Linked DNA regions of Mus musculus: all the other regions are linked to region 3. Evidence: chromatin loops called from intact Hi-C (ENCODE). Cell type or tissue: heart. All regions are shown on one strand.

Region 1 (8,000 bases), 82 kb after region 3:
CCTGTTAGACGGGATTCTTTCCAAACACTTTGATCTCACTTATGTGCATAATCCTGTGTTTGAGCCTTTTGAAAAGCCAGTAATGATCTCAATAGGCAATGAAAATGTAGTGGAAATTAAGGTAAGAGTTGCTTAAATTACTCTCTTAAATGAACTTGAATTGCTCTGTTGGCTTCGCAGCCATGTAAATAGAGTCATTGTATGTGCTCAGTGTATCCTATTCTACATCAGCAAATATCAAAGCTCTGAAAACAAATCTCTTTGGCAGAAACTAAAAGATAAGGGTAGTTATCCATTGCTTTCTAATGAAGCATTTAAGACCCCCTTCCTTGTGTATATGTTAAGAAGTAACAAATGCTGAGCATAAATCTATCAAACAGGCTCCCGCCAATGCTGTCATGATGATGTGATGGCATGCATGCCCTCCTGGGCTTCACCGACACATGCTTATTGAGAGACAAACAGTAAGAGCTGTGATGATAGATGCATTTGTGCAGTTTCGTGTTTCCTTGTAGTTTGTGAAGTTCTGTATCTATGTGTAGCCAGTTGCGGGGGAGGGGCGGGCATGCCATGGCAAATATTTGGAGACAGGAGGTCAATTTTTCAGAGTTAGTTTTTCTTCTTGTACCTTGTTTCTATGTCTCTCTCTATATATTCCTTCTCTCTCCATATATACCTATATATATAGTATAATTATATATTATGGTATATAATATATAAGAAGTAGTATATACATATACTACTTCTTAGAGTATTTCATAGGCATATTTTGTTCATATTCACTCCCCTCTCCTCCCTGTAATTCTTCCCAGATACCTGCCCTCCCCCTTCTCAATTTTATGTCCTCTTTAAAAAAAATAAAATGAAATAACCTACCAAATCCAATTTGCATCTCCCTTACTACATTCATAGACCTGGGCCATCCACTGGAATGTACTTGTAGTTGACTTACCAGAGACCACACCCTTTACAAAACAAAAATCAGCTGTCCTCCAAAATTCCCACACGTCGCAGCAACTCCTTAGCTCGGGGTGGAAGCTCACGTACAGGTTCTGTGCAGACAGCTGTGTGTTCCTGAACGAACAGTTCCGACGTGAACTGTTTGGAATGAACAACCAGCAAGCACGGCTTCACGCTGCTCATCCCCACCCTCTGACTCTTACACTCTTCCTATCCTCACCACCCTTCCCCGCTTCCAAGATATGGTCCCTCAGGCCTGGGGAGGAAAGGGTGATATGGATGCTCCATGCCTGGCTTAGCACTCTGCCAGCACTGATTTTCTGCACTTTGACCAGGTCTGGGTTTATGTTGTAACCACCGAGCAATGCACAAAGTCCCCTGACAAAGTCTGAAAGCTACACTAATCTACAAGCACAGAGATAGGAATTTAGAAGACAGTTTGATTTTATACCTATTTGGCAAAATAATCTCCCCCATGGAACCTGTCAGCTTCCCGGCCATGGGTTCTTGACCACATTACACAGCAAGGCAGAGTCTTATTGTTTGTGCCACTCCAGGCTAGATGGTCCATAAGTTTCTAAGCGGTTCTCTTACCTCTGCCTCCCCGTCATAGGAGTACTGGGATTATAGGTGCACAGCATTCAGTTTTGGACATGGTCTTTGGGTATTCAATTCATCTTATACCCACTGGGCCATTTCATAGGTGTGCTTAAATCTAAGCTGATTTATAAATGGGCCAGGATTACCACCACCTTGGGAATGCATTAGCTTCTAAAACCTACTTAATACATGGTAACGGATCACCTTCCTGCTGCAGATAAAGATCACTAAGAACCAGGCAGAAACAGTAAGGACTCAGATCAGCTGTCTTCTGTTCTTTGAGTCATTTTCACTTCTGATAATAAGAAAGCTAGCAAAATGATCAAGATTTGAGCTTTCCGTAGTCCACTGAAATAGCAAACTAGACATCCCTCACAACCTGTTGTCTGAGACATTGAGAACGTTTTCTCCTGAAAGAACATCGAATGCAAATAAGAGCACACATGAGCAGCAGAGTAGCCCCTGCTCAGGTGTCATGTGGGTGGCATGCGTCATCGCCATCCGAGTGACACTTCCACTGCAATAGTTCTGCTTTTTCAGGGAGATCTTTTTTGTCTCTGAACCAACCCATGCGCACACTCACCCTCACACAGTCACTAACCTCACCATTGCATTTTATACAATAATTAAGTAAACCCAGCATGAAATTAAATGGAAGCCTGCTTCACTGAACAGCATGTTTGCCCCACCAAAGTTCTTTCTTCTGCTTCTTTAATTAGTTTTAAAAGAGAAAGGGTTTTATCACTTCTTTCCTTTCCCCCCCCCAATAAAACTAATCTAGTGTGACCTTTTGCTTTCAACAATAACAGTTTGCTGTTTGAAAGATTCCATTTGTTTTTTCTTGATGAAAACAAAACAAAACGGTTTGTGTGCAAATAGTTTTATGCCACCCCAAACACTATTTCTCTGTTCCTGTGTCTATGATGGACAGATTAGAGATAAGAGGTTCTTTAACCACCCTTACAAACCTGGTATTTGATGGAAAAGAAACTCCTCTCTGTAAACTAAGCAGCCGTTATTCAATGTCCTACAAAGTTGTTGGACCAAGAAAAACATGACTTGACATCACCCTAAGTCTGTTAATAGTATTTCCAACATGGCCCAAGTTCCCTAGAGATGGGCACAAAGCAGTCACCTTTCTTCGCTATATAAAGTTCACTCATTCTCTAACAATCTATAGCACTTGTGTGTCACAAAGCTGTGCTCTAGCAGGGACAGAAAAGTTTAGGGTAATTGTTTTAATGTCCCGATTCACTCCTTTCCCATACACCATTTTCTGTAAGTCTAGGAGGAAATATAAGTGGAAAGTATGTCTTATTGACTGATGCTTTCTCAATTTCTAAAATCCATCACTTTGAACCTTCTGCCTCTCTTGGACACCCAGTAGTGTGTTTTTGTGAAAAGAATTTCTTGTACTTATCCCACTGCCATTCAAACAGGAGTGCAAAGGGTATTTGCCTTCCATTAGTGATAGTGCTATGGTGCTAGAGTGTGACTTGGTTGTGATCTCTCATCGAGCATGCTCAAGACCACAGGCCTAACCAATAATACTACAAAGATAAACCTGTTAGACAAAAAGCAAGTGGGAGCTGGAAAGGTGGGTCAGTGGTGAAGGCTGTATACTGCTCTTGCAGAAAAGCTGAGTTAGGAATTGTCTCCCAGCACCCATGCCAAACCTCACAGTCATCTGTAACTTCAACTCCAGAAAACCCATTGCCTCCTGTGGAGTCAGCTTGTGCACCAAGAAACATGCATGTGTGCATAACAACTAAAGAAGAGGAGGAGGGAGGAGCCAGAGGGGAGTAGGAGGAGACTGGTAGTTAGGAGCCATAGTGCCTGCTTGGAACCCCACTACGGGGAGCTAGGATAGGAAGATAAGGGATTCTAGGCCAGCATGGGCTATCTAGTGAAACAATGTCAGAAAGCAAAGGAAGCAATATCTATGGGAGAAATTATGCTATGAAATTTGTTGTTTACTGCCAGGAGGTGTTCACATTCCTCAACCAGGTGTACCTATAAGAATCCCTTATTTAAAGAGGACCATGATAGTTTTCAGCCCCAGTTGTAGGATCTGCCTCAGCAACTAGTTGGCCTGGTGACTGTCTATGCAAAAGGACTGGCCACCATAGCTGGTCATTTTTAATGATAGATCAGGAATCCTATAGATGATAGAGGTAGTTCCAGACCACCAAGAGCACTTGTGAAAGGTGTTGTAGAGTAAGCTTCTCTTTGGTAGTAACACCGTGGGGTTCCCATGAACAATAGCACTCATGTTTATGAATCATTTTACAGTAACACAAGGTTTTTGCTTTATGTTATTCGATTTAAATCTTATGCAGACCTTTGAGGTTAGAAGGTCAGTAGGTATTGTTCCCTATTAACAAGTAAATAAACAAGTTTAGAATGATTAACTCAATTGTCTTGGGGTCCTCTGGGGAGCAATCAGTGGTACTAAGACTTAGATGCAGCTTTCCTGAGTCCCAGTTCTGTGACATTCACAGTGTTTCTAATTATTCAGTTTCATTTAATGAATATAAAAATACTTTATAGTAGAGAAATTTTTTTATCATGTGACATAGGTTGTGCACACTTATTTGAGTGAAATAGCTCTAAACATTTTTAAGTTTTATTTTATTTTAAGTGTGTGTGTCTGTGTAGGTATGTATAGGTGTAAGTAGGGGTACCTGTGGAGTCCAAAAGAGGGTGGATCCCATGGAGCTAGAACTATAGGCCATGTTGTAAGCCCCGTGGATGATGGGAACTGAACTCAGGTTCTTTAGAAGGGTAGTAAAGGTCTTAACTGCTGAGCCATCTCTCTAGCCCCACTCTAAACTTTCTTCGAACATCTAAAATTCGATGAGTCTTTGTTTTCCCCTAGTTGTCCCACATTGGGTGACGAGTAGATTTTTGCATCAGATAGAATTTGCTAAACTTTGTGACTTAGTCCCTCCTTGAAGCTTAGCCCCCCTCCTGTCAATCAGCAATCACAAAATACCAAGAGTTTTACCGGAGAAAATGCGATCATTGTAATTCCGAGTTGCCCTGTGTGTCTAAAGAATTGAAGCTCTCTCTCTCTCACAACATTTTATTTAGAATCCCGTATATTGTCACTTCAATGTCTACTTAATAAATAGTTGATAATCAGTAATGGAAGCTTTAAAATCATTTCCAAGGCTCGATAAAGCTACATTTACTTTGAATACAAAACTTAAGCTGCATCCATTTTTGTTCTTCCTGCTTTGATACCAGTTCCGCTTAGATAGCTAGGGCCACCGGGATTACTCTTGCCATATCTATGCCATTCTATCTGATTTCAGCTTATAAAGACATTTCATCTTCAGTGTTGTTGGTAACATATATTCTATTAGTCAGTGCTCATCATGTGTTCCTTGATGGTTATGAATCAAAAAGAATTCAGCCTTTTAGTTGTTTATTCTTCTGATTCTCCAAGGCGATCATAAGGCTGAACACATGAGTCCTGGAGAAGGACGTGTATTATTGTCCTCCCTTCCCCCACCCTTAGCTATTATCTAAGCACTCGAGGCACATGTTAGGGCTTCTCATAAATCAAGCCCTCCGGTTCTTTAATCTCTTTCCTCTGTCATTCGCTGAATTCCCTCCGATATGTGAGTAAGGGCCTGCGCCCTTTCTAGACCTAACCAACAAGTTGTCATTTCAAGCCCCAAAGTGACCCGTGAGATTTATGTGCTTCTCTGTGGAATTACCCTGTGCAGCTGACCTAGATCAATGGCCTGTTCCTACCGCCTCTGGAAGTACAATAAGGGCAGGGTCTGCCTGTGTTCATTTCTTTAGTGGAGCCGTGGAATATAAAGATGTGCTTTCTTTCAGATACTCCTATCCCTAGAATCTCAGGCCAACCTATCTTGAAATCCATGAGGCACTACAGGAAAAGCAGTTTTGGACACCCTCAAGAGCTTGGAAAACAAAGTTGTTAGGAGCTGTTCCTTGTCCATAAGAAAGACAGTAATAGGTTTTGATAGCTCTCTCCTCTAAGTAACAGCCTATTTAATAAATTACTACTCATTAAGTCTTGATATGAAAAAAATGTATTCAGGTTTGCACTTCTTTCCCAAGACTAATGATTGCTTTCTTGAACAAAATGTTGATGTTTTAACATTTAACATTCCTGGTGTTAACTCAAGTTAACTATGCCAAGTTGGGTAATGTTTAATAGTCCTCAAGAAACTACATAATTATTTAAAATAATGCAATTGTGCTCTCAAAACCTAATGAAGGTCATACGGCATCTTCTGGGAATTTCATTGAAATGAATTTATTTATGTGCATTGTTCAACTAAGCAGAATCAAAAGAAATTGCTGAACTCAAACAGCTAACGGAATGTATTGTCGAGGGAGTTCCTTGGATCGCTGGAGATGAGACCTGGGCTTTGGTATTTTCCAAAGTGTTCAGTGTGGTGCTAAAAGTGAATCATTGCAAACGACAGTGTTAAGCCAATCAGCAGGTTTAGCTGCTAAGCTCGAAGCTGTGTTCTTTTTTGCCAAACGCCCATACTTCATGTGAAGACAGTAATAAGATAATTATGCGTGAGAGTTTTCAACGTAAGGACACAAACAATATCTCCTTCCCTTTTCTCTAAAACTGAGCCTGATGGAAAATCTCCTCTTATCATTCCTGCCCAGTGTCCTGAAATGCTCAGACTCCCTTTCAGCCAGCTCAACTCCCATGAAGCTGAACACCATAAAAAATCAGATTTCTTGGAAAACAGCGTCTGCATTTGTTGTATTCTTGGCTTCCTTCTAGAACTGCCAGCCTTCCTACTGACCTGTGAAGTGTTAATGACCTTTCATTTCTGTTTTCTTTTTCCCTTCCAGGGAAACAATATTGACCCTGAAGCAGTTAAAGGTGAAGTGTTAAAAGTTGGAAATCAGAGCTGCGAGAGTCTCCACTGGCACTCTGGAGCTGTGTTGTGTACAGTCCCCAGTGACCTGCTCAAACTGAACAGCGAGCTAAATATAGAGGTGGGGTTCCCGCAAGCCTCTCATGATGTAAATAGGGATGCCGTTGTAATTATGTCACCAGGAGGCTTAAAATAAATCATTAAAGCTCATCTGTATGTTGGCTCTAGCTCATCAGCTCAGCCTCAGTTCCTAGCTGTGATTTGAGAAATGTCTAGGTTTTTAATCACACTGTCTCTTTCCCCTGGGTCAAAAGTATGATTCTCAAAAGTCATGCCACACTCTTGCCAAAACATGCTGCCGTTCTCCGAAGGAACAGAGCACATGCAAGACTGTCCCTTCTCCCTCTTTTTACCAGGCTAAGGGGCCTTCCCACTTCAGTGGTCACAATGCATAGAACTCTATAAATAAAAAGAATCGTATCCACTTGGCAGAGTAAAGTGGAAACCCAGTTGATGTTGTTTTTTTTTTTTAATCAATCTTTTTGTTATCATTTTTCTTAAGTTTTATTTATTTATTATTTATATGAGTACACTGTAGCTGTCTTCAGACACACCAGAGAGGGGCATCAGATTCCATTCCAGATGGTTGTGAGCCACCACCACGTGGTTGCCGGGAATTGAACTCAGGACCTCTGGAAGGGTAGTCACTGCTCTTAACCACTGAGCCACCTCTCCACCCCGCCCCCAATTGTTCTGTATTACCTTCTTTCGCATCCACAACTAAGTCAGATGACCCAGAAGAAGAATTTCTTTTATTATTTTTAACAGTTTATTTTTGATATAGCGCATAAATCATATAATTTGCCACTCGGAATGTACAGTTCAAGGGGCTTGGAACATTTAAATTGTAAATTTCTTTAAGTTGCGGTAACACAGCCCTGTAACCTCTAATCTACTTCTTTTCTTTATGAATTTGCTGACCTGGGTATTTCATCTAAGTCAAATCATACAATATTTGTCTTTTGGCATCTTGCTCATTTGACTTGGCAAATATTTTTGTGGTTCATTCTAGTTTATGGCTGAATGATATCTTATTTCATGCATATCATATATTGCTTACTCTAGAAATGGTAGCTTTGAAGGATTCCTGAAATATTCTGGAAACGTTAAGAAATGGAAATATACAAAAGAATTACAAAATCTGAGACCGAATGTAGAAATTTCAGAATGACCATCAAAGTTAAAAATCAGAAAGCACTTGAGCTGGGAGGAACCACAGATTTCTTCTATATATCAAAGTAGAAATAGACTATGAGACTTTATTATCCTATATGGTCTCCCCTCTTCTGAGAAATTTTTTCTGCTATGCATTCCACCCTCCCAAATGGGGCATCAGTTTCATTTATTCATACTTCAATGGTATCATAATACTTGATCGATCCATTTCCCTTCATTATTCTTTAGTTCCTCAAGATCAAAGAATATTTTTGTTTATCTAAATCATGCTTTAGGTAATCAATATTTCCTAATTATCTGGACATTGAGGCAGAATCAAGGAAA
Region 2 (8,000 bases), 100 kb before region 3:
TGATCAGATGACCCATGGCTTTGGACTAGTGACAGCACGCAGTGACAGAAATGCAAAATAGAGCAAAAGCACTCACACAGCAGCCAGAAATGGATATCAAAGGAGCTGTGATCCCACAATCCCCTTCAAAAGCACTCTTGGTGTTCTGAAAGGCTCCTGCTACACTCTTCCTCCTAACAGGACCAAGCTAAGACCCAAGTCTGTAACTTGAACCTTTGGGGTCATACTTCACATCTGCCCCTAAGTTGTGCTTTCAATGTAAAAGAAAATCTTCCAGGAGAGCAAAGCACCATCTAGCATGTCCGAGTCACATTTAAAGGCAGCATCTTGGCTGCCAATCATGCCCTAACAAATAAAATTTACAACACAAACAAATAAACAAAAAAACAGTTTTTGTTGCTCTTACTATTCTAAGATCTTAAGTATTTTAAGTAAATTATTTCATTTGCTTTATTGTGCCAAAATCTTTTTCAAAAACAATAAAAAAGAACAATTGCATGTTTCCTTCTATGATGAAGGCTGGATTCTACACGGAAGATGGTCAATGAAAACCAGTGCGTAGACTGCCATCTACTGGACAACCAGAAAACGAACTGCTGAGGAGACCTAGCAAGTCTTCCACAAACAGGAATCATGCTGCAAATGTAGCTACCTCAGTTTCCCCGACCTCAGTTTCCACTCCTTCCAGTTTCCCGTCCCTAACTCCCCTCTCACCCAGATCCACTCCTCCTCCATTTTTCTTCAGGAAAGAATAGGCCTCCCAGGGATCTCAACTAAACATGGCATAACAAGTTACAATAAGACTAAGCAAATATCCTCACATCAAGGCTGGACAGGGCAGCCCAGCAAGAAGAAAGGGTCGCAAAGGCAGGCAAAAGAGTCAGAGACAGCCACTGCTCTCACTGCTAGGAATCCACGAGAGGCCAAGATACCATAATGTGTTTGTGGAGGGCCTAGTTAGACCTACACAGGCTCCCTGATTGTTAATCCAGTCTGTCAGGCCCTATGAGCCCAGGTTAGTTGACTCTGTAAGTTTTCTTGTGGAGCCCTTGACCTCTCTGTCTCCTACCATCCTTCCTCCTCCTCTGCAGGATTCCGTAAGCCCTGCCTAATGTTTGGCTGTGTGTCTCTGCATCTGTTTCCATCAGGTGCTCGATGAAGCCTCTCTGATGGCAATTATGCTAGGCTCCATTCTACAAGCATATCAGAATATCATTTGGAACCATTTTGTTTGGTTGATTGGTTGGTTTGGTTAAAGAGAATTTTTTTTTGTTGTTGTTGTTGCTTTGGTTTGGTTGTTGTTTGTTTCCTGTGTGTTCTGTTTGGTTCTATCCTAGACCTCTGGGCTATCCACCCTCTGTGTCCTGACCCTCCAGGCAATGTCAGGGGTGGGCTCCCTCTGGTAGGATTGGGTCTCAAGCTGGACTAGTCATTGGTTGGCCACTCCTACAGTTTCTGAGATACCTTTATCCCACGTAGATAAATTGTAGGTTGAAGGTTTTGTGGCTGAGTTGGTGGAAGTCTTGCCTGATTACAGGAGATAGCTGGTTCAGGCTCTGCATCCCTCATTATTGGGAGTCTTAGCTAGGGTCACCCTCATAGACTCTTGGGAGTTTCCATTGCACTATGTTTCTAGTTAATCCCCAAGATATCCCCAACTTTAGTTGTCTTTCCTGGTATTATCTCCCTGCCAGGACTACTCCCACCTGATCCCTCCTGTTCCAGTCCCAACCTAAGAAAGGCAGCAATCTGAATAAATCAGCGAACACATAGGAACCTGTAAGCACAACCATGTTCTGGTTTTTGAAACGGTTATGTTTAAAGGAGTGTGCATTTCCATTTACAATGTTCATACTTGCTGACTACAGAGCCACTGGAGCTATACAAATGAAATGATCTTCAAATTGTGGTTCCTGGATAGACCCAGGGAGCAGAGACAACCTATAACTTCATGTGATAGAGGAAAAATGTATATGAGAATGTTCCCTTTCCCCAACATAGCAACAGAATATGGCATTCACTGTAACCACATATTATGAATGTATACTGTACAAACCTTGTTAAAACTATACACAGAAAATGGAACTCTACTTTCTAAGGACTTCAGCTCACTCATACACCAAATTTCTGGGTTTTTTTTTCATTTTTTTATTAGATATTTTCTTCATTTACATTTTAAATGCTGTCCCGAAAATCCCCTATACCTTCCCGCCGCCCCCCCCCCCCGTATACACCGAATTTCTAATGAAAAGCTTATCTTCATTTCAGAAAAATACTGCAGGGCTTTGCAATGCCTTGTGGTCACTATTAAAATTATTATTTAAAGGAATATTCTCAAAATCATCACAAGTTGATCTTTCCAACCACTGTTGCTCTAGATACAGAGGACAATCTTTTGAATGGAAAGAAGGTCACACAGAGTTCATCCCAAAGTGTATAAAGTGACCAGCCAGGAATATTTGACATGTACATATAGACCTTGCATTCTTTGAGAGGTTTACAATAATTATAATAAGGTGAAAGTTTGGAGTTGAGTAGTCTTAGCTGTAGAAATGATAACATTAATTACATATATTATAACTAGACTTCTTAAATCACCCTTGCTTATTTTTATATAAATATTGCTGTGTATAAGCATCTTGCTAAGAGAAACACTTTCAACACCCTTGTAAAAAATCACTCCCAGTAACCTTGAATCTTAAATGACTCTGTGTGTGTGTGTGCGTGAGTGTGTGTGTGTGTGTGTGTGTGTGAGAGAGAGAGAGAGAGAGAGAGAGAGAGAGAATGTTTGTATATGTGTTCATGTGCTGAAATGATATACACAGAATAAATTATGTCTAGTGATAAATAATAAAGAATAAATAAAATAAAGCTTCTGTTCAGAATCATTTGGTGTTTTATATAGAGAGAGACTTTTACAAATTTTCATCCATGTATATTCATTGTATACAGTGTTGGGTTTATCTCAAGTACATCTTGTTCTTTGATCAGATAAAAAGTCTGGATTTTAAGAGTGCTTGATAAAATGTAATGAAACTATCTAGGCATTTTTATCTTCTACAGACTACATAGCAAATAAGAACTAATATAAATCTATACTCTGTAGCATAACAAAAAGAAAGTAATATGGTTGTATACCTTTTCATAGATGATAACCTCTTAAAAATCTGATGTCTTCAATGCAGAGAATACTTACTATCTTAGAAAATAATTAGGAAGTGAGCTTTGAAATTCACCTCCACCAAGATTAGAGCAGATCTTAATGTGTTTACATACTTCAATTTCTGCTTGTAAACTAGAAAAAGATGCTGTCTTTATCTTGATCTTATTGAATCAGATCTAACTGAACTATGAGAGACACCATACAACAAATACCAATGTGCTTGCGTTGTGAATTCACTCCAAAATGTGACGAATCTGCAATGGCATCATCAAAGTCACACAGTAGAGAGAGCAACTCAAGTATATTGGCAAATAAGCCTCAAATTTATGAAGAATGCCTTATCATTCCATGCTCAGAACAAAACAAACAAACAAACAATAAACAAAACTATACTCTTTCAAGGTGGAAGCCACTAGGCATGTGTGGCTATATATATTTAAGTTCATTTTACATGAAATAAAATCCAATTGAATTCTTCAGTATCCCCAGGCGTATTTCAGTAGCCATGTGGAACACTGTCACCACAGTAAAGGCTCTATTAGAAGGTGTCACTATAAACCACTCAAATCTAGTTGTCACTCCATCTTATAAGATGTGGTAACATGAGTAAGTTGTCTTTAGTAATGTGACAACTGCCCGTCAAAAAGAACGTGCGCTTAGTTTTACCACTGATGGCATCAGACTCAAAGAAGAAAGCAGTGCGCACAAGGTTGTGGGAGCTAGTTCAATCAGGTTGAAACCCAGCTTCCTGACTCTAAGTTCCCTTGTTCATTTCAGCTGAATATACGCTGAGAACCTACTGTGACCAGCATAAATCTCACAAGTTAAGAAACTCAACAGAATTTAAAATGATAATAATAATAATAATAATAATGCAGGTTTTAATACAGAAACTTCCTAAGTGAACATTTAGCAGTACTCAAAGTTAACACTAGGTGTCAGGTCACCAGATTAGAAAAGCTAACCTAGATGAATCCAAAGGCTGTACTCGATTGATGAGAAATAATCTGTTTCTTCTATATTGCAAAATGACACAGCATGTAAGGCTAAAACATTGATCCTGCCTAAATTGTCCCTGTGAGTTGGAGCGATTTAATCTGTCAAGTACCCTCTTCTGAGCTCCTCTGATTAGGAAGAGAAGAATATTTACTTTTCATAAACCTTAATTGACTTTTGTTAATCATTTGGGGACGATTTTCAATTATTTTTATTTGTATTTAGAAAGCAGCTAAACGTATTACTTCTCAAATGTAAAGAGACCGAAGTGGATTTATACTTTATCTTGTGATATTTGTCTAATATCTTTCTGTAAAGAGAGCCTAACTCCAGTGCAGATAAAGAATGTCTCTGCTTTAGATAATTTAAAAGGAAATACACAAATATAGGACAAAACTGTAAATGACAACGTGGGAGGTTGGGTCCTAGGGAGACAGGGAAGGAATTCGGCAGAAGAAAGAGCGCTCACGGGCCCTGCTGTTTGGGAGATGCTCAATACAGACGCATAGGGAGCACGGCAGAAGACTGTTCAATACAGACGCACAGGGTGCACAGCAGAAGAAAGACTGTGTTCAAAGCTAGCTCGGAGGCTGAAGGGCAGAGTGAAGAATGGAACTTGGCAAGGGCAGGGAACAGGAAGGAGTGTGGGTAAAGATAAGGGGTGCAATCTGGCCAGCCATGACTCTGCCGCTCCCTCCGAAGATGAGAATCCCACAGAACGGAAACCAGGGGGACAAAGTCAAGGAAAGACGTGATAGAATTAGAAGGCCTTGAGAGGCAAAGAACCTGCTGCAATTCTTGGGAAAGGGGTAGAGTGAGATAAAAAGAAAAAAAAATCAAACTACGGAGTACAAGAGGACCTCTAAGGAAAATGGTCACCATAAAGCACATGTCGCCTGAATCACTTTACCCTTTGGGAAAGTCATGGCACAGCTAGTGACACGGCATTCTGATTGGTTTTCTGCAGAAGTCGGGTTGCTCACGCTACTTCTCTCTTGTAACCACCCAGACACCCTGGAAACATCAACTCAAGGATTTCATGCCAGATGTCTGCACTTCTGTTCCAGCTACGGGACAGCCTCTGTGATCCTCCTGCCCCAGTCTCAAGGACTTTGTTAACTCACCATTGGAGCACAAAAACAAAAGCAAACAAACAACAATAAATCAAGTGCACAAAATGTGTCCATGCCAGGAGCCTTTTCAAGGTGCAGCACCTGTACGAGCCCATCCAAAGATCTAGCAGTCATTCAAGACTTTCTTCTTAAGGCTCCTCCCCCCACTCCCTACACACACACACACACACACACACACACACACACACACACACACACAGCATCCCATCAAATCTTATTCTCCCAAGAATAGATTTTGACCTGGAAAAGAAGAAGACAAGATGATATGTCGATGGTAGAATTGGGAGCCATCATTATAGCATGTAAGCTTAGTCACTGCACAGGGCTGACTTTGTATTTCAACAAGAGGAAGATCCAAGCGGAGGCTAGGGACCCAGACTGGTGAGGATGCTCACTATTTCCTATGCATATCTCTTCTTGTCTTTATAAGAATCAAATTTCCAGGGTTCTCACACTGACATTTTTCTGGCATTCCGTTTGAAAAGTCTCATAAAACTGGGGGGAAACCCTGCTGCTTTGTGTCGGTATTCCTAGATCTCAGAGAGGGGAAGCGGTGGTTGAAAGAATGCTGTCATAGTGTGAGATGAAAGGATGATTTTCCCAAAGGTTTTTAATTCCTGTGGCATTGTAGGTTGCCACAGTGGTGCTTTGGAGCATTTTATTGGGGGAAGGACACAGTAATAACAAGGGGAAACCTGGGTATGTTATGGGAGCCCTTCCTCCAATCTCACCCTTCCTTTATCTGGACTACACATTGGAATCCAGGAAAGAGTATTCTTTTTAAATCTTTGCCTTCAACAACAAATTTACTTCAGAGTTCGGGTGCTGGGAAGTCCAAGATCAGTAAGTATGTCAGCTGGTTTGGTTCCTGGTGAAAGCTTTCACCTTGCGTTGTACATGGTCACCGTTCTACTATGTGATCTCTACCCAGTGGGGAGAAAAGGAGGGGTTCTTCTCTCATACTCTTCCTCCCCTTCTTCACTTCCTCCTCCTCTTCCTTCCCTTTTCCATCCCCTCCTCCTCCTCTTCTGTTTATCTTTCTCCTCTTCTTCTTTTTCCACCAATCTCCTCATAATTCCTCCCCTAACTTTCCTGAAATCTTCAAGAATAAAATGGTTTGTATTAAAATCCAGAATTCCCTACCAGTAATGTACAATGCTACAGATTTCTGGGGAAAGTTATTCAGCAAGAACAATTGTTGTGGGTTGAATAATTATGCACCACCAGAATTTATACACTGAAAAGACTTATTTAAATACAGTATTTTAGTAATTCCTTGGCATTTTATGCAATGTATTTTGATCATATTTACCCCTTCCTCCAACTCCTTTCCAATTCATTGGTGCCTCTCAACCCTCTCCCAATCCTGCATCCTCCTTTTTCTTCCCTTAACTGACCCACCAAGTCCAATTTGTGCAGCACATTTCCTCAGGGTGTAGGGCCACACACTGGAGTGTGCTTGACCTACTAGTGCTACTCATTCTTTCATACTCCCTTTTGGTTGGTTGGTTGATTTGGTTTGGTTTGGTTTTCAATACAGGGTTTCTCTGTGTTGCCCTGGCTGTTCTGGACTTGATCTGTAGACTAGGCTGGGCTCAAACTCACAGAGATTCACCTGCCTCTACCTCCCAAGTGCTGAGATAAAAGACCTGTGCCACCATGCCTGACTAATGGCTAGACTCTTAAAGGAAACTGACTCTGCCTCTCCCTGAAACCATCAATTCTAAGTAACTTGTCAGCTAAGGGTGGGAGCTTGTGAACTCCTCCCGCTCCAATCTAGAATATTAACTGGCTTGATCTTTTGCAGGTCCTGTACAGGCAACTACAGCTTTAGTGAGTTCGCCAATGCAGGAGTCTTGCCATGTCCAGAAGTTTCACCCTGAAGCTTTCTGTGAGCTTTGCTTTTTAAAATCTTCCCACCCCTTTATCTAATATGATCTCTCATCAGGGGATTAAGGGGAACGCTATAGGTGTCCCATTTGGGACTGAATACTCCATACATTGTCGACCCTTTGACCCCTTATGAGTTTGACCACCATCCACTGCACAAATTTCTCTGAGTTCTGAAACTGCACTAATTTATGGATAGAGAGATACAAATTTAGAGGTCAGCTTGACATGCCTATTAATTTCTGTAAATCAATTGAAGAGGCAGCCTATAGAATGGGAAAAAATTATTTGCCAGCTATACATCAGACCAAGGAAGGGCATACGTTTCTTAAAAATGGTTTTACAAACAAATGTTAACAAATGACTCCCCACAGGGTATGCAAAAGATCGTGTGCCACTTTATAAGGTCTGCCACTTCGCCACCTCTCAGAGTGTTAATGCTCCCATTCACTATGACAGCTTCCAGGTGCCAGCAAGAAGTCTCTAAATGCAAAGTTGGGAAGTGAATTCTCCCAGCAACTGTGAGCCACTAACATACCTGTTGGTCTAAGTTGATTGCCAGTTGGTCTAGGTTGTTTCTCAGCCCCTGTGATAAAACACTGACCATAACCAAACTTGTGGAGAAAAGAATTTACTTCATCTTATGCTTCTAAGTGACAGCGTGTCATCAAGGGACGCCAAGGCAGGAACTTAAGAGCAAGAAGTCTTCCCCAATAAAAAGACATAGACTAACAGAATGGCTACACAAACAAGACCCAACATTCTGCTGCTTACAAGAAACCCATCTCAGGGAAAAAGACAGACACTACCTCTGAGTG
Region 3 (8,000 bases):
TCTGCTCTTCTAGAGGACAGACCCTGTAAAGGCTCCCTTAGGATCGTCTATTCTGCCACTGATGCTCCCTTCCTTTCCCACAGTCCTTGTGTTCCTATAGTGGTTTAGCTGTAGTTTGTCTCTCAGCGATGCCTAAACTGGAAACATGGTCTCTGTGTGGTTGTGCCGCCCCGTGGAACCTCTGAGGCACGCAGTTACTGAGACCGTCGTTCCAGAAGGAATTAATGCTGGTGTCGCAGAAAGATTCCGTTCTCTTGAGACTGAGTTGTTATAAACCAGGCCATACCACACATTCGTTGCTCCCTTTTGCATGATGTCTGATCCTTGTGAGTTTCTCTGCCGTGTTGTGATAAACAGTCTATGGGACTTTTTCAAACAGCTGAGACTATCCAGATCTTGAAGGTTTCCTAAATTTTGATTAAAAAAGAAAGCTGCCACCTTTATACGTTATTTATAGTTATTTGCAGAGCAACAGAAAATGTACAAATACACACCCCAAGGGAAAATTCTGAAGTTGTTGAAACAAAGGCATTGGGGGAAAGAAACATCCTCTTCTTTTTTCCGAATTCAAATAATCTCTGCCCTGTCCTGACTGCCCAGGGGCTTGCTCCAGCCTGGGAAGTGCTTTTCAGATGGACAACCCAGAGGAACCAGCACCTTTGCTCCTCACTGTAGCTTCAGTCCGGTAGGATCAGGCAAGCAGAAGAGGAATGGTCTTGTCCTGAGTAGCAGCTGACTTCGTGGCCAGAGAAGAAAGGAAGTTAACAAGCAACAGTAGGCTCTGCCACTCCAAGTTAAATGACTGTTATTCATGCTCACAGTTTCTATTCATTATAGTGGAAAGGCACGGTCATGAGAATAGCAGCCTCGGGCCAATTGTGTAACCTTGGCTAAGCTGCAGGATCTCTCTGAGGCTTGATTTCCTAAGTATAAGGGGAGGGTGATGCATGGTCTGGAGTATATCATGAGGACATAAGAAAAAATCCAAGTATGTGACAAATACGCCGATGACTATTAAGGAAAATTAAGCCCTTGCTTGAGAAACGCAGAAACATTAGGTTAACCCGAGTAAATCAAATGACTAACAAAATGACAGCATACACCGTGTTAGAAACTCTGAATTGTTCTACCTGCACCTCCCTCAGTCTTCTGAGGTTATAACCGTGATGCCTGCAGTTTGTAGCCACGTAGTCTTCTTGTCCTTAGCGTTGAACAGGCTTGATCACATCCTTAGTGTCTTAATAGAAAACAGTTTTAGAGATGCAGACATCAGTAAATGGCAATCAAAGCCACTTCAAAGCATTGCATACCCAAAGGACCCACTTCTCACCATCATCCACAACCGAAGGCATAACTATTCCTCCATTTCTCTGGCATTGTCTTTCCTTTAAAGTCAGGTTTCCTAAAAATGGGTTATCTAGTGAACTAATTTCATAGGAAATTGCTTCTCTGGGTATTAAGAGCACAGGAGGCATTCTGCAATGAACTAAGTTTGGAGTATGGTAGGGGGAGTGAAGATAAGAAGAATTTTCTCTTTGTTCTGTTCTCTTTTCTCTCCCAGTCTGAATTTTAGAACTTTTACTATTCTAATGTACATGATATGTGTTCCAAAACTTAATAGAAACCCTCCATTCCCAGATTTTATTTACTCTCAGAAACAGCAGAAGGGGCCATCATCTAAATCTTTTATTGGTTTAGGTGAAATGTTTTCTTAGACACTGCAACAGAAGTGATACGGAGGGGGAGGTGTAGAACCTGAGGAGCCGGAACGCACAAAAGAACCCAAGGAGGCCAAGGTCATAGTTTCTCCTCAGAAACGGGAGCATGGTGTCAAGAGCCGAAATCTGCACGTGTTACACGAGATGATTATAGGTTGCTGACAAACCGAAGAGCCCATGCTTTTTCTACCATGATTTGGATTGTAAGAAGAAAAAAAAAAGCAAACCAAAACCTTTTTATAAACCTATTGTGTCTGCGAGCCCCCTTCATCACTTGCAGGCAACAAGACTTTGTCCTAAGGAAGTTACCTCCACTTGTATTTAAAAAGGCACACCATGTAACAAGATCTTGAGATCCAAGTTTTGATGTGCCGAAGCCAGTCAGAAAGGATGCAGCGTAGTTAGAGGAAGAGGTGGCAGTTCCCGTCTCCCTTGACCAAAGCTATTAGGCCCAATTCAAGGTTAAGATGTAAGTTTGTAACAGCTTAGCTCTGTGTGTTATCTACAAGCTGGTAGACAAGAAAACTTCCCAGTTTTTGTCCACTGATGTTTTGCCAGATGCTGGGATGCATATGTTACCACAGTTAGCTAGCAAGAAGCAGAGAAAAGTCTCACTAATTCGTGACCCCTGACTACTATGCAGATTCAGCTTAGGGAAGGAACACCTTGCTCCCATTTCAGGGAGCAAATCCATTCTGAGTTCTTTAAAGACTGTAGGTGACAAAGCCCTGGCTATTAGTGTCTGGTTAAACTGCTTTTCCCACAAACATGGACATTAGTGTCAGCATTAACTTCTTCCACGGTGATCGAATGGCTAGCTCTCCTTTATACACTACTTCTGAACTCAGCTGCATCTTCTCTTTTAAGCAAGAAACGAAACCCCTTTCTAAAGGCACCATCAGATTTCACCTTGGACTTCACTGCCAGCGTGACAGACATCACGCGGCTATCACTGGTTGCAAGGGATTCTGGGAGAAAATTTTTCAAGACTGAGAAGGGAAGTCAGGGGAGGGAGATCTGCTTGGAAACAGGTGCTGGCTTAGCCAGGCAACAGTATTAGCCACAGAGGTTTGGTTGGTCAGGAAAATACCAGTAGAACTTCATCATCCAATGTGTCACCCATGCCACAGACGCTAAGAAAGTCAAAGAGCAATTAAAGTTGGCTGCAAAAGCTTGGAATTAGGGGGTGTCCTGCCATCTTTAGAAACTATCTGCTTCTATCATTTTAAAGATGGGAAATACTTTTCCTAATAAATGAGTCCAGGTAGAGTGTAAAAGTTATACAACTTTTACAGTCATTCCTTTAATTATGTTATTTTTTAGCTAGCTTTATAAACTATTAATATCTTCTGGTTTATGGTTAACATATCAAAAACATAATTTTAAAGCCATTTTTTAAAACTGAACTGAAATTTGTCCTTGAGTAGAAAGCAGGGAAAAATTCTATTCTAAAAAAACTTATAATAGAATGCTTGCATGTATAATCCACTTTTCAGTTTGTTTGTACTGCCTTTTCTGAGCCTTTATACAACTTTAATTGTTTTTGTTGTTGCTGTTGTTCTGTTTTTCTATTTTTAATCATAGCACTCAAACTTGGAAAACCTGTTAAGGCAACTACATGGGATGTTTAAAAAAAAAAATCCAGTTAACATATTGCTATGGAAACCAGGAAATAGAAACAGCACGCTAATCATTCATTTAGACAACTACGGTGTGTGTGTGTGTGTGTGTGTGTGTGTGTGTGTGTGTGTGTGTGTGTGTAAAATCCATCTATTCACCTTCTATTGAAAGATGTTATAAACTTTCAAGCTAATCAAGATGGCTTTTTAAAGGCCAGGGGCCTTGTAACCAGTAACACCAGAGTTTCAGAATGAGCCACAACCTTCATGAATAGCGTGATATTTGGAAGGACCCGCTTGAATCAAGTTTGCTTGGCTGGAACCCCTGGACATAGTATAGACCCTTGAAGGAGATTTGAGAACTGGGTTCTAACCCTGGCTTTCTTAATACCAGCTGTGTGAGCTTCCTAGGAATTCGTACGGGCTGTTTTATTCATCTGCAAAATGATTCCGTGCAGGCCTCCAAAACTGTAATAGGAACTTTCCTTTTCCATCAAACTGAGGAGTGGTGAGGTAAACTGCTCTTGGGACTGAAATAGCTCTGTCTAGTGTCTGGTAATGTACTGAACACATACATAGCGCAGTTATAAGAAATGTATGAGACCTTCCTTGTCTTTGCTCTGTGTGTAAGACGTGTCCCCTGCACCTGTATAGTGGCTGTGGCTTGAATGACTCTCAAAGTTACTTCTATACATACCTCTATGTCCATTATCGAATCAGCTCTTCTGACAATTGGAAAGAACTCCTATTCTAAAAGGCAATGGATTCCTTAGATCCTTTCACCTTATTGTATCCTTGTAGGGAAATGCAAAATTTTAGAAACGATTCTAATAAACGAATCTTCCTAAGTAAATCCTTTTCAATTTCTTTTAATATTCGAGATTTGAACTTATGTGTTGGATTTGTTAGTTGCTATTTGTCTATGTAACCGCCTTGTGTCCATTTGTCTATTTAATTACCCTGTGTCCAGCTATGAGGAAAAAAAAGTGAAAATTAACCAGAAGCCTCCCCTGGGTTAAACTCCTGGGGTTCTTCCAGAAATCTGAGAAATTATACTAGGGGGATAATGATTGCAAAATGAAATCATTGGGACAATCCGTCCATGCACTCCCAACATTGTCTGTGACAATGAGCGCCTTGTTTCCGTGGCGCCTAGATCTCTGTCCACGCGGGTGAGTGCGGGGCCGCCACCTCGGGCGTGAGAGAGGCTGCAGCTCCGGGGTGCGCCAGGGGGTGCGTGCGCTTTGCGCGGGTGACTTTGGAGCACCAGGAGGGGGAGACTCGGGGCCACTGATCTCCCTCTGCGCTGGCTTCAGACTCCAGAACTGGAGGAGGAAGAGAAAGCGCATAGCTGGGGAGAGGGAAACTTCTCCACCTAGAAAGTTTCACCTTGCCGAGGGCGGGGGGTGGGGCGGGGCTTGAGGAAGTGCGACCCCCCGGGCTAAGCGTACTGGCTGCGGGAAGGGCGGGGACGCCAACCCCCCCCCCCCCAACCCTCCAAGGGTGGTGCCAGTCCCCATCTCGGGCCCCAGGAGGGACCGTTGGGGACAAACCTAGAGCGACAGGGACGAACAGACACGTGCTGGGGCGGGTACCCGGGTCTCTTCGCCTCCAGCCCGGACGCGCCCGGGCGCCGCTGTTGCCCGGCTGAGTCACGGGCCGGGCAGGGCGCGTGTGGGAAGGGGCGGAGCAGTCCGAGGGCGCTCGGCGGGGTTCGGCCCGGGCCGCAGGTGACCCGGACGGCCTCGCCGCCCGCAGCGTCCGAGCCCGGGTGACCCTGTGCGGAGCCAGATGCTGGGCGACCGCTGACTCGCTGGAGAAGGGCGGAGCGCGCGGGTGGTCCCCAGCCGGCTGACTTCGGCGCCGCGCGCTCCGGGCACCCCAAGGTACAAACTCCAGCCGCGTCGATCAGGCACCCAGCCTCTCCCAGCCCCTCTGCTTTCTTTGTTCCACTAAGGGAACTGGCTACTGCTCTGGAGGACAAGACCACCGAGGTGGGTGCGAGCCCGGGGGCTTAGGAAACTGAAGGTATGGGGTCGGGGAGGTGCAAACTAGAATTGAGCTTGTCGCTTTAGAAGGAGTGTTGTTGACGGCCACCTGTGTGACTCAGGGGCGCCAAGAGCATTAGGTGCTCCAGGGCTGCTGTAGCTCTGCAAGTTTCACCTCTGGGATCTGACTCAGCCCTTACAGAAGGGATCGGTCACCCTGTCCAGGGTGATACAGCCGGCAAGGTTTGAGCCCAGCTATTTCCTTGTTCCTAGTCTTGCTTTATCTGCCTTGAGGGAGCGCGCGAGGAGGGGGTGGGGGTGTCTTTCTCAAGGGCAGGTGTTTCTGGGATGGTCTGAATTTTTTATTCCTGGCAAACACACGGAGGGTGTGATCCATCATTTTCTATCCCACTTTATCTTTTTTTTTTCCTGGGACTCAGTGGAGGTGAAATACATTATAACCAGAGGTCAGGTAGTCTGGCTAGTAGCGGTGTAATTATTAAAAGACCAAAGAAAGTACAATGCAGAATTTATTCCAAACTGTGGTTTCCCATTTCCTACCTTTTTATGTTTAGAAGAGCCATTTGCTAATTTGGCAGTTGGCAGGGGTTCTAGGGGCTCACGCATGAATGCTCGTCCAGTGGCTTTTCCCTTATCACAGGCTTCTGTTCAAAGCAGCTCTGGGGCAGAATGAAAAATTGTCAACTTTCTTAAGCAAAATAATCAGGAGGCTCTAATGGCCAAGTTAAAACGGTCCATGACTATGAGGAGATTGTAAACGCTGTAACTGGATAGAATATAGACAGAATTTTAGGAAGACTGTCAGCATTTTGTAGCATTGGGTGGAGGTTTATTCTGTCGCTTCCAGCAGCCAGCCACACACACACACATTGCCATGCAAATGGATTCAGCAGAACGTTATTTTCCTTTATAGCTCAACTATTATAGCTGACTAATGAATTTCCTCTGCATGGAGATGATCTGAAAACGATGTACACGGTGTTTCCCTTTGCTACTGGGACATAAATTGTGCTTTTATGCCCCAGTGTTAGTGTTGCCCGGATTATTTACAGGTATATAGCTTTCCTCTCCAGCTGGAAGCTTCCTCGGCTTTGTTCACAAGTGTAAATTTCCACTGTGGAGCAGGAGTGGGTTCTGTTACACATTGCAGACTTGTCACTGTCATTTCAGGTTGTGATATACTCACTGTTTATCTCCTCTGAGCAGATAAATAACACACATGAGACGTACAACTTCAATAAGAAATTTGATGGTACCAAAAATGTGTTCCTACATAGTGCAATAGGTGCTTTAAAATTTGTGGTCAGTTTTCAAACTCAGCAGGGCCTCAGTCAATAGTTATTAACTTAGCCACATTCCGCTGTAAGCAAGATGGATTTATGGCATGTCGAGGATGATCAGGCAAGTACTGCCTTTCCCGAGACTGCTTTGTTCTTGATCATTGGCAACAGGGAACTTACGCCAGAGATGCACTACTGGCTTTGTGGATCTGAGGGCAAGCTTTATCTGTAAAATTAAAAAGTATAAATAACAGGCAGTTGATACGGAAGTCTAACATTTGTACTCCTTTTAAGTCAATAATGAGAGGAAAATAAAGTGTTTATAGCTTATCTCAAAAAGGCAAATACCTACAGTTTATGATTTCTAAGACCATGTAAACAGTGTCCCATATTTGTCTTAAACTTTTTAAAAAAAAAAATGAGGATTGCACTTAGAATTATATTTGAAAAGTCAATTTACAAAGCTGTTGATGGAAATAATTAGTTCAAAATAGGATGAGTCTGATTTTTCTCTTACAAGTTTATGTAATAAGGTAAAGGTTTTCTCAGAACAAAGAGGATAACACAGAAGGGGCTGAAGCTCTGTGTGGCTGCCCCAGTGACACTGGACATTGTGCCTAGTGCATATTATTGAGAGTTGCATGTTATTTTGCACTGAGAAAAAAAGATTATGAAACTGTCCTGAGGGCTCAGTATCTGACAGAGTAGTGATCTGCTGTCATACCCGTGGTCACACAGGACTAATCACACATCCAGATCCCCTCTCTATACTCCTCTGCTCCTCATCTCTGTAACTCCCATTTCACACAGCTTTCTGGTTTCTTCTTCACTAACATGAGGTTTAGGGATGGTCAGGAGGGGGCTGGGGTGTGTACATGTGTTTTGCCTGGATGCATGTGTGTGCCTGTGGCCATGGAGGCCAGAAGATCTCCCGGAACTGAAGGTAAGGTAGTTGAATGAGCGGCCATGTGGGTACCGTGAACCAAGCTTACTCCTCTGTTAGAGTAATCACTGCTCTTAAATGCTGAGCCATTTCACTGGCTTCCCTTTATTCTGTGGCCTGTTGTGTTTGTGCCTGGAGCACCTAAGTTCTTATCATTGCCCCTGAGCAACAAACTGAATGCAGAAACCCAAGTTCGAGGGGAGCTGTTTCCTTTCCCTGACCGGTATATGTCGCAACTCCTGTCAGATACTGAGCCCTCAGGACAGAGTTTCATGATCCTTTTCTCAGTGCAGAAGAACATGCAACTCTCACTAGTATGCAATAGGTGCAGTGGCCAATGCCAGTTTGGAACCATTTTGACTATGAGTTCTTAACACATATTGATTCATGACTAAACTCACATTTTTTTTTCTCACCAGAAATAGCAAAGA

What was found. Peaks named below come from ENCODE experiments on the same cell type or tissue, not always from the same donor. Only the 100,000 strongest peaks of a DNase experiment are listed, where the experiment ranks them.
Region 1: a loop joins it to region 3, with 2.0 times the contacts of the local background. A loop is called at or near these places in 4 of 42 quality-filtered maps.
Region 2: a loop joins it to region 3, with 6 times the contacts of the local background. A loop is called at or near these places in 5 of 42 quality-filtered maps.

Annotation. Positions count from the first base shown.
Region 1 is chr6:17,540,536-17,548,535 of GRCm38, forward strand. It overlaps Met (met proto-oncogene), which reads left to right. Exons shown (of 22, transcript NM_008591.2): 12 at 1-121; 13 at 6,415-6,561. Gm52893 (a long non-coding RNA gene) reads right to left here and starts at 1,262. Exons shown (of 2, transcript XR_003956408.1): 1 at 953-1,262. In heart, no CTCF peak of the experiment used is centred here; no DNase peak of the experiment used is centred here; H3K4me3 peaks cover 223 bases; H3K27ac peaks cover 2,016 bases.
Region 2 is chr6:17,358,852-17,366,851 of GRCm38, forward strand. No RefSeq gene overlaps it. Among named protein-coding and RNA genes, the nearest start is that of Gm46953, 19 kb to the right of the region's middle. In heart, CTCF peaks have their summits at 576 (motif pointing left) and 4,098; no DNase peak of the experiment used is centred here; H3K27me3 peaks cover 387 bases.
Region 3 is chr6:17,458,918-17,466,917 of GRCm38, forward strand. Met (met proto-oncogene) reads left to right here and starts at 5,040. Exons shown (of 22, transcript NM_008591.2): 1 at 5,040-5,331. In heart, a CTCF peak has its summit at 4,596; a DNase peak (open chromatin) is centred at 4,964; H3K4me3 peaks cover 1,829 bases; H3K27ac peaks cover 1,299 bases; H3K27me3 peaks cover 1,621 bases.